Linked DNA regions of Homo sapiens: region 1 is linked to region 2. A link is an interaction called in ENCODE POLR2A ChIA-PET data of the cell type or tissue named here. Cell type or tissue: HepG2. All regions are shown on one strand. Each heading gives the region's core, and the rest is flanking DNA. Links, peaks and the distances in the headings are about the cores only.

The links. ChIA-PET counts read pairs that join two places held together with the same protein. Peaks named below come from ENCODE experiments on the same cell type or tissue, not always from the same donor. Only the 100,000 strongest peaks of a DNase experiment are listed, where the experiment ranks them.
Region 1: POLR2A ChIA-PET joins it to region 2 with 5 read pairs; 2 of 35 experiments call an interaction of 5 or more read pairs at or near these places.

Annotation. Positions count from the first base shown.
Region 1 is chr6:168,242,592-168,247,972 of GRCh38, reverse strand. LOC101929420 (a long non-coding RNA gene) reads right to left here and starts at 5,035. Exons shown (of 5, transcript NR_110870.1): 1 at 4,898-5,035. RefSeq lists an enhancer at 1-76. In HepG2, for the core only: no CTCF peak of the experiment used is centred there; a DNase peak (open chromatin) is centred at 2,472.
Region 2 is chr6:168,323,723-168,329,103 of GRCh38, reverse strand. No RefSeq gene overlaps it. Among named protein-coding and RNA genes, the nearest start is that of DACT2, 6.6 kb to the right of the region's middle. In HepG2, for the core only: no CTCF peak of the experiment used is centred there; DNase peaks (open chromatin) are centred at 1,983 and 2,593; H3K4me3 peaks cover 329 bases.

The DNA of each region.
Region 1 (5,381 bases), core at 250-5,249, 81 kb after region 2:
GAGGGTTGAAAAGCTCCCTTTCCACAATTATGCCTCAGGCCTTTATTGCCCTGACAGAGCAGCCATCTCTCTGGCATTATCAAAGCCTCACAACCTCCCTTTGCAAGGCAACAGTGGCGTGAGGGCGGTGCCCAGAGAGCTGATGTCGATCCCTGGATGCAGTCCAGCCCTGGAACTAATTTCCTGAGCTTGCAGAGAAATGGCAGCGCGAGAGCCGCTGACCTCCCTGGCGCTCACCCTCCATCTGTCCCATGAACACCAGGATTTTGCTCTCCTCTGAGAGCCATTAAGGTGGCTAAAAATAATTACAGAGCTCGTCATAAAAGCGCAGTGTTATGTAAACAGTGCAGGAAATCCCCCATTGAGCAAATAACACTAAGATAGTCTTTATGAGCCAGCGATGGGTGAGAAACAGAGCTCAGGTTTTCTAGCATCAGCACTTTACTTCAAAACTAAGTTGTAATAGCGACAACTCTAATAAGTTATTCTTGTTTCGATCATTCTCACCTCATTCATCAGTGAAAAAATAGCGAATAGGCACAATTTGGTGTATATAACTGGAGCTGTGCTTTTCAGAACAGCACTGCATTTCACAAATTAATAACTTTCCCAAAGACTCTTAAATTCCATAGAATGTTCAGCTCTTAAGCAACATCTCTCCAGTCCGTGAATTATAGAATCTTAATATAAAGTAACAGGACTTTCTGTATGGAATGTCTTACTCTGAATACCTTATCAAAAATATTTTACAGCATCAATTACACCTCACACACTGCCCAGGGCTCAGGATACAATTGTGTGCATATTTTACAGGAGCCTTTTTTGCAGATAGAGTGGAGTACAAATTTACACACACCCAATGTGTATGCACTGCTTTCCCTGTGCATCTCCTAGGTGTGTCACTGTAACAATGCAACATGAACAACTCTGATGCTCAGACATGAGAATTACCAACTCCCTAGAAGTAATTCTGATTTAATTGGGAAGCAACATGGTCTATTAAAAATTAACACAGACTTTGGAGACATCCAGCAGTGGATTCAGTTCTGTGTCACCCTTTGAGCCTACATTTTCTCCTCTATGAAATGGGGCTCACCCTCCTCCACCTCCATGTTTCTGGCTGAAAGTTGGATTCGAGGCTGTATTTGAGATGCAGGCTTGGGGAGCCTGGGAGTGTAAGCCCATGATGTGCAGGTTGCATTTCTGCTTTTATGGTTTACAGATAACAGTGGAAATGTTAGGGGCGGTGCTTGTGCTGTGCACATCTGAAGCTGTCGTAGCTGCCACACGAATAAGGAGGAATCAGATGGTGTGTTCCTGTGATTCTGGGCATCTGAGAGCTGAGGTGTGATGCCCTCAATCCACACAGCTTCTCAGATTCAAAAGAAATCCACCTTCTTGCCCCAACCCTCCTACACTGCGTTGGTTGTAGGAAAATCACTCAGTGGTCATTCAAGGCTACAAGTTGTATTCAGCTGCGTAAGTGAATATTGGATTACATCTTTGATAAACTGTTTTTCCTACCTCTCAAATATACAGTATGCTTTAAATAGAAGAATGGTTTGTAGCAGATTAGATTCAGTTCATGAAAGGAGTAATAAATATTCAGTTCACTCCCAACTGTGTATCTTTTTAAAATCATTCGATAATGGCCACTTTGGGGGTTGCTTCTGATGATTGAAAATTCCTGAAAGTTGCTTTGAACATCCCGAAGAAGGCTGCTCTATCCAGAAATTTCGGGTGCAGATTAGAACATCCCGAAGAAGGCTGCTCTATCCAGAAATTTCGGGTGCAGATTAGAACATCCCGAAGAAGGCTGCTCTATCCAGAAATTTCGGGTGCAGATTAGAACATCCCGAAGAAGGCTGCTCTATCCAGAAATTTCGGGTGCAGATTAGAACATCCCGAAGAAGGCTGCTCTATCCAGAAATTTCGGGTGCAGATTAGAACATCCCGAAGAAGGCTGCTCTATCCAGAAATTTCGGGTGCAGATTAGAACATCCCGAAGAAGGCTGCTCTATCCAGAAATTTCGGGTGCAGATTAGAACATCCCGAAGAAGGCTGCTCTATCCAGAAATTTCGGGTGCAGATTAGAACATCCCGAAGAAGGCTGCTCTATCCAGGAATTTCGGGTGCAGATTAGAACATCCCGAAGAAGGCTGCTCTATCCAGAAATTTCGGGTGCAGATTAGAACATCCCGAAGAAGGCTGCTCTATCCAGAAATTTCGGGTGCAGATTAGAACATCCCGAAGAAGGCTGCTCTATCCAGAAATTTTGGGTGCAGGTTAGAACATCCCAAAGACATCTACTCTATCCAGAAATTTCGGGTGCAGGTTAGTCTGACAGCCGGCTGCCCCGGGGCTTTCGCATTTTTGTGTGAATTGGATTCAGGGTTTCTTTTTTTCTGAGCCATGTACTTTTGCGGAAAGCCTTGCAGCTTTGAAGGGCTCTGAGTTTACTCAGCACTGGAGCCAGTATTGTTTGAACTTGGTGTGTACATGTTAACAGACAAGGTTTTGTTTCCAAGCTTGACTGAATTTTTCAAGTAGTGTAAACCAACTTCAGTCCGTAAGCTGTTATTTCCATTTCAGTAACAGCACACACAGCCAGGCCTGTGGAGAGCATCCTGTGTACTAAGGCCAAAGCTCATCTGTGAAATTGTGAACTGGGTCCACGCTAAGGGGCCTTAGACAGTGAGCAGTGGTACAGTGGCAAGAGTGGGGATGGGGCTGCATGATTGGATCTGCCCGCTTTTGGGGATGGCCCAGAGGGGAGGGGGTAGATAATTGAGGAACCACGAAATATTGGCACTGCCTGGTTTCTATATGGAGGGGATCGTCATCCATAACTCAGGTGCTGTCCTGATGGGGCGGGCACCCCTGGCCCTGTCCGCGAGAGCCTCTGCAGCGTCGGCTGCTGCACTTGGCGTCCCTGAGCCGGAAGCAGTCTCCTCGAGAATCTGCGCAGAGCTACGCGGGAAAATGGAGTTTATGTTGAAGGGGTAAAGCATTTGTACTGACTTGCCGGGGGAGGGGTGTGTGTATAAAGCTGTAGCATCTCAACCTCTTCATTATAAAAAATACCACCTCTTCATTTAAGAACTAATCTTTTCTTCAAAATCAGAAAAATAATAGGCAAATCTGTCTCACTGTGCAGAAAGTTGTAGAATCTATTAAGACCACCCCCACTCACTTCTTTTTTCATAAATTCATCCAACCCTGGGATTAACTAAGTCTTTCTCACCATCTTACAAAGCCAGGAAATGTCAGCTTTTGCCCAAAGTGAAGCTCAGCTGAGACAGGACCATCCCAGTAATGGAAGCGTTTGCACGTATGGTTGGAATAGACAGGCCATCCCAGTAATGGAAGCGTTTGCATGTACGTTCGGAATAGATGGGACCATCCCAGTAATGGAAGCATTCGCACGTATGGTTGGAATAGACAGGCCATCCCAGTAATGGAAGCGTTCACATGTATGTTTGGAATAGACTGGACCATCCCAGTAATGGAAGTGTTCACATGTATGGTCGGAATAGAAAGGGTAGTTTACAAACACTGAAAAGGTGCCTGTGTTGTGTTCATATGAGTGAGAATGAAAAAGAAAACCTCCGATGGTGCAGCAGGTGCCCCCCCCTTCCCCACGAGAGCCTTGTGCTTCCAGGAATCCCCCTTCCCACTGAAGGTGAAAAGAGGGCCTCGTGCTTCCAGGAATCCCTCTTCCCACTGAGAGTTAAACGAGGGCCTCGTGCTTCCAGGAATGCCCCTTCCCACTGAGGGTGAAACGAGGGCCTTGTGCTTCCAGGAATCCCTCTTCCCACTGAGGGTGAAACAAGGGCCTTGTGCTTCCAGGAATGCCCCTTCCCACTGAGGGTGAAACAATAAGGGCCCTGTGCTTCCAGGAAGCCCCCTTCCCACTGAGGGTGAAACAAGGGCCCTGTGCTTCCAGGAACCTCACCTTCAGCTACAGAAAAGGGGCCCTCTCCATGACAGTGGTTACATGTTCATCTTCATTTCCAAAGGCTCAGGTCAAGGGCTCAGATTCAGAAGATTAAAAATCTACCCAAAGCATTAATTATTCACAGCAAAACTGGTATAGGAGGTGGGGTGGGGGACAGAGTGAGTATTTTGTGGAATCTTTAAAGAGTTTGATTTCTTTCCTTAGTGCCATTGTTTGCTGCTATGCACTGTTTCTTGTTGGGATGGAGAGGAAGGCTAGGCAGAGAGAGGGACAGAGAGAGGATGGAGAGGAAGGCTGGGCAGAGAGAGAGAGAGAGGAAGGAGAGGAAGGCTGGGCAGAGAGAGGGAGAGAGAGAGGAAGGAGAGGAAGGCTGGGCAGAGAGAGGGAGAGAGAGAGGATGGAGAGGAAGGCTGGGCAGAGAGAGGGAGAGAGAGAGAATTGTTTCTTGATGAGAACTGCTGCACACGCAGGCAAAGGGGAAAAAGGTGCCTGTGTTGCACATTCTCAGAGGAGTCTGCATGTTTGATCATAAATAAAAGATTTTTTCTTTCGTCTCCTTACCTAAGCCGAACTTGCTTCTCTTCTCCTTTTTATTTTTGTTTATGTATTTGTTTCTCAAGAGCGCAGCTTTCTTTGTGATCCTCAGGGTTTCTTTTATGTTTCTTGGGATTCGCATTTTCCAGACCTGGTGCTGCTGGGAGACCTCAGGTTGGGGCAGTGGCTGGGCCACCCAGGCTGCCTCTGCCCTCTGCTCTGCGTTGGGCAGCCTCACGGAGCTGGATCCTGGGACCCAGCTGTGAGCGCTCAGCGCAGTGCTCAACTCTCACTGGGCCGAGGTAGCTGGGAAGGCATGAGTGATAGGCACAAGCCCACGCTTGCAGGCCTTGTCGGGGTGGTGGCCCTGAGCTCCACATGGAGGGTGTCCTCCAAGCCACTCACCATGTGAGAGCCCTGAGGGTGGGACAGCCGTGGCCTCCTGCTTGCCGGTCACAGAGCCACACACACACTCCAAGGCAGGGTTCCTGGAAGCCGAGGCCTGCACAGGAACCCAGGGGGATGCTGGGGTTGAAGAGGAACGACGAGGGCTTGGTGGGTGAAGGGCGAAGGCCTGAGAGAAGAGGAAGGTCTCACCATAATTAGAATAATTAGAATGCTGACTCCACAATTAGAATGCTGACTCCAGAGCCCAAGGAAGTGAACTTAGCCCTGGCCCTGTTTTTGAGCAGGCTCTGTGGAATATCACCCAAAGGCCACGGTTCTTCAGCAGAACATGTTTGGGACCTGCTTGTTGAAGAAACATGGAATCCGAGGAATGGAAAGCTGGCCTGAGAACTGATGTATCGATGCTGTAACCCCACATGTATGTGGTGGATTTGTGTTTGGTTTTTGTCTTCCACAAAACCTCACATACTCCTCAGGAAGT
Region 2 (5,381 bases), core at 264-5,263:
AAGCACAGGAGCAGGAGGGCCTGTTGGGGATCCCTGCAGTGGAGCAGGCAGAACAAGGGCTCCTGGTGACCCAGGGCTGAGAGGTCATTGGACGATTCCAGTCCATAGCACACTGCTTAGTTGGAGCTCGGTATTTTCAAGAAGTTTGCTATTGATGTGGTATTAGTCTGTTTTTACACTGCTATAAAGATACTACCCAAGACTGGGTAATTTATAAACAAAAGAGATTTAATTGACTCACAGTTCCACATGGCTGGGGAGGCCTCAGGAAACTTACGATCATGATGGAAGGGGAAGCAGCCCTTTCTTCACAAGGTGGCAGGGGAGAGAAGAGTTAATGAAGGAACTTCCAGCCACTTATAAAACCATCAGCTCTTGTGAGAACCCACTCACTATCATGAAAACAGCATGGGGGAAACCCCATGATCCAATCACCTCCCACCAACACCTGGGGATTACAAGTCAAGATGAGGTTTGGGTGGGGCCACAAAGCCTAAACATATCAGGTGTTTAATGGCTAATATTTAACCAACAGTAATGTTTATTTATTTATTTATTTAATGACGTTGTATCCTTATAAACAGTGGTTAAAGACCAAAAATCACTCTCTGGAGCACCAGTTTTAATAATCTCATTTATTCTACATATATATCATGATTTATTCAACCAAGTACTTACATAGATTGCTTCCAAATTTTGCAGTTATAAAGAGTGTTCAAATAAGCAGCCTTATAGAGTCATCTTAGAATGTTCCGCTGATTGGTTCTTTAGAATACATTGCTAGAAGTGAATCATGGAGCATGTTCATTTTAAGGCTTTTGACCGTTCTGCGGAATTGCCCTCTAGGAATTTTCTCCTGATTTGCAGTCCCACTAGCAGTCTGTTGCAAGAGGGTACATTTCCTCCCTAGCAATGAGTGTTATTATTATGGTTATTCTTTTTGATCTCTGCCAATCTGATTGGGGAGAAGGAAGTTTTCTAATTTGATAAATCGTGTGTGTATTAATGTTGGCTTACTGCACAAGTAAATTGATCAACAAGAAAGTAACTTAACTCAATAGAGAAAGTGACCCACAGCCACAGTAAACTTACAAAAAAAAATGTTTCAATTCTCTTATGCCTCTAAATGGACCCTGCTGACAGGCATGCACGCTTTACATGTACTTATAGTCATAATGTAGTTACAATTTTACATGCGGTTTCTTCTTCCTGGCACTTGGCATCTTATAAACATTTTCTTCATTGCTATGTAGTATTCCAAATTATAACTGTAACGGTTATGCGATACGTAGTAATTGACTAAATTGTGTACTTTAGGAACCTCTGATGATGATCAAAGAAAAGGAGGGGAGAAGGCCTGTCCCTCAGAGCTGGACTTGCTGTCACCTCTGTGGAGTTTAAGAGGGACATGAGAAGGAGACGCACGCCTAACTATGTGAGCCTTGAAAAGAAAGTCAAAGGTAGAGAAACAGAAAAGCAGACATCACACAACATGGGTAATTTAGAAAATACAAACAAAATTAGTATTCAGAGAGAGATTCAAGAAGCGATTGCATCCAGAAAATAAAAAATTGTAAAATATGAACGTGACCCAGAGGCTAACAAAGACCTATTAAAAATTAAAAATATGATCAATAAAATAATAGAAGTGCTGGAAGCCAAAATTGAACAAAATATTCAAAAACAAAAAGTAAGATAGGAAATATGACAGAAAAAATAAAATCAGAAAGGCTTAATCATGGAAGTCCAAACGAGAATTAAAATGTTGCAATAAGGAGACAGAAGAGATAAATAAAAAGGAGAAATTATCAAAGAAATAGAGAAGAATTTTTCTAGAGTCAAAGAACAAAGCTCCTTTCATGTTGAAGTTTACCAAATGCTGAGTGTGATGATTAATTTTATGTGTCAACCTAATGCCTGCTGAGCCACAGGCATTTGGTCCAATGTTATTCCGGATGTTTCTGTGAGGGCGTTTTCAGATAAGATTAACATTTACATCGGTGGACTCTGAGTAAAGCAAATTGTCCTCCCTGATGTGGGAGGCCCTCATCCAATCAGTTGAAGTCGTGAAGAGGAAAAATCCGACCTCCCTTCACCAAGAGGGATTCTTTATCGTTGTAGGGAGAGAAAAACAAAGCTCTGATAAAATGGGCAAAGATTCCAAGTTTATGGTAAGTAAATGGTAGGACCAGTGAAACAGGAGGTGGGGTGAAGGAGTCGGAAAGCTGGTAAAATTGTAAAATTGCCACAATCTGGAAGTGAGGTGGGACCTTCCTACAAATCAGTGTGAAGACCCTTAGTCCTCCTTGTGGAGGCCTCAAAAATGTTCCCTGAGCCCAAACTCTTTCTCAGAGGCACCTGTGATAGTGCATGTCATCTTGTGTGTGTGAGAGAGAGAGAGAAAAGGAGAGAGAGTGCAAAAAATCCAGCACATCCTACAATCAACATAAATTTATATGACAAAAGGGGAGAGTACGATTGAGACAAATAAACCAAGTCTAACTTTTCCAGACCTGTTTTTTTGCCTGTGACCTTCTGAACAGGGGACAACGGCAGAACAAAGGACTATGCAATCACTGGAATTCCTGACCAAGCTCACATTCTAGGACTCAAACTGAGATTGCATCAGTGCCTTTCCTCTGGAGGCTACGCTAACAGAGCTAGTTACATCCTTTACCCCAGACAGCTCTGAAGGAGACACAGTTCATGCAGGCAGTGGTCCCACGGTTCTCCTCCAAGTCAATGCTATGACACAATCTAAGATACAGAGGACCCAATATTTACCCAGTAACAAGCTCCTGACGACCACCAATGAGGGCTGAGCTATGCCGATAAGGGAGAGAGAAGCCAGCAAGCCAAAAACTCATTTTAAGACATTAGAGGAAATAATCCAGTGAAGCACGCCCACAGAAAATAGGCAGAAGGAAGTTGAGAAGGAAAACAGCACGCGTGGATGAGTTAGAAAGCAGACACCAACAGAGAGGACCACCAAAGCCAATAGCTCTTTCTCTGAGAAACTGATAAAACTGTGAAACCGTTGCCAAAATGTAGAGAGAGCACAAATAACCAATGATAGAAAAAATGTGAGGAGGTATCACGGCAGATTACAAGACATCTGAAGATACTAGCTCAGGTCATGACGCCAGCACACTTGAAAACATGGACAAAAGGAAGAAAACCCTATGGAATAATACATCTGCAACAAACTGACATGAAAAAATAAAAAGTCTGAATAATCAAACAACTATTTAAAAGCTTGTATTCAAAATTAAAATTTTCACACACAAAAATCCCAGGTAGAGATGGCTTCATTAACAAATTCTGCCAAATATTTAAGAATAAAACGGCATGGGGCTTACACACATCTTCGCATAGACTATCAAAAGAGGGAATGCTTTCACTCTATGAGGTCAGCATACTATTGATTCCGAAAACTTGAAAAAGACAAGAAAGGAGAATTATGAGCTAATCTCCTTGGGAATATAGATGCAAAACTTTAAAACCAAATACTACCCAACTAAATCTAGCAATATATAAGTGGGACAATATGTCATAACCAGGTTGATTTATTCCAGAAATGCAGGGTTGGCTTTATATTTGCAAATCAATCAGCATAATTTATGAAATAAATAGGGAAAAAAGGAGAAAAATATTTTAATTCCCTCAATATCTTAGAAAATACCTTTGATAAAATTCAACATCATTCTAGGAACAGATGATTATTTTATTAATCTCATAAAGGGCATCTTCAAAGCACACACACCATCGTCTCAGTGATGAAATATTGAAAAGCTTCCCACTGTCCTTGAAAGTGACACATGGAAAAGGAAGCATGATAGCATCACCATTCAACATTCTCTTTGGGGCGCTAGCCACTAAAATAAAGCAAGAAAAATGAATAAAAGATTTAAGGGTCAGAAATAAAGACATAAAACTGCCATTAATCTCAGATGATATGAATGTATATGGAAAAAAATCCCAAAGAATCTCTAGATAAATGATTCAAATGAAAAAATGAGTTTAGCAAAGTTGTTAGATTCTTTGTTGGTATTTTTATCTATCATCAACCAAAATAAAATGAATTTTTAAAAGGTAACTGGCAATAGCATTAGGGAATCAGGAGCCCAGGAGAGCCAGTGTAACGCCATTTTAAAACCAACTGCCATCCTGCCTCACGGTCCTAAGATGTTTACAGCTAAGGAAACAGCTCGGTCATGCCTGCAAGACAAACTCCTACCACAACAGAAAGTCCAGGTGTCCCAATACCTGTAACAACATATGCCTTCAAGATAATTATAGTAATGCTCCGACGTACTTACATACTGAAATGTCAAGAATAGTTTTCTTTAAATCAACAGAATAATTCTGTCCTGCTGTCAGCCCACCCACATATAGTCACAGCTTAGCATAGACTTTACATAGCAAGACCCTATATCAGAAAAACTTAAAATGAAGAGGTGAATTCCTCCACTTGCTGTATGAGGACATCAAACTCAAACTCTGCAATGGAGTAGTATCTAAGAAACTTGCTTCTTTCACTGCACTCTGCCACTCACCTTGAATTCCTTCCTGCATGGGATCCAAGAACTCTCTCTTGGGGTCTGAATCAAGACTGCTTTTCTGGTAACAATAGCATCAGAAAAGAAGAAGAAGGAGAAGGAGAAGGAGAAGAAAGTAGGGACAAATCTAATGAGAGTTCTACAAGACTGCCACATCTTTCTATACAGAAAATTATAAAATAATAATTAGAGATATTAAAAGAAACGTCTATGTACATACATACCATGAAACACTACGCAGACATAAAAAAGAACTAGATCATGTCCTTTGCAGCAACATGGACAGAGCTGGAGGCCATTATCCTAAGTGAACTCATACAGGAACAGAAAACCAAATACCACATGTTCTCACTTACAAGTGAGAGCTAAACATCAGATACACGCGCACATAAAGAAGACAACAGGCCCCAAGGCCGATTTGAGAGTAGAGGGTGGGAGAAGGGTGAGGAAGGAAAAACTATATATCCAGTGCTATGCTTATTACCCGGGTGACAAAATAATCTGTATGCCAAATCCCTGTGGCATGCAATTCACCTATACAACAAATCTGCCTATGTATCCTGAACCTAAAAGTATTAAGAAAAAGAAGAAAACTTTTATAAATAAAGGGGTATTCCTTGTCTGTGGATTAGTAATAGAATGTTCAAGATTGTAAAGATGTAATTTCTCCCCGGATGGACTACAGAGTCAATGGAGTCTTATCAAAATACAGTAGACTTCTGGTATTTATTTCCTTGCTGATTCTAAATTTTATGTAATATAGCAAAGTACCAAAGATATTCAAGACACCCTTGAAAAATATGGTGGGAGAACTTGCTCTAC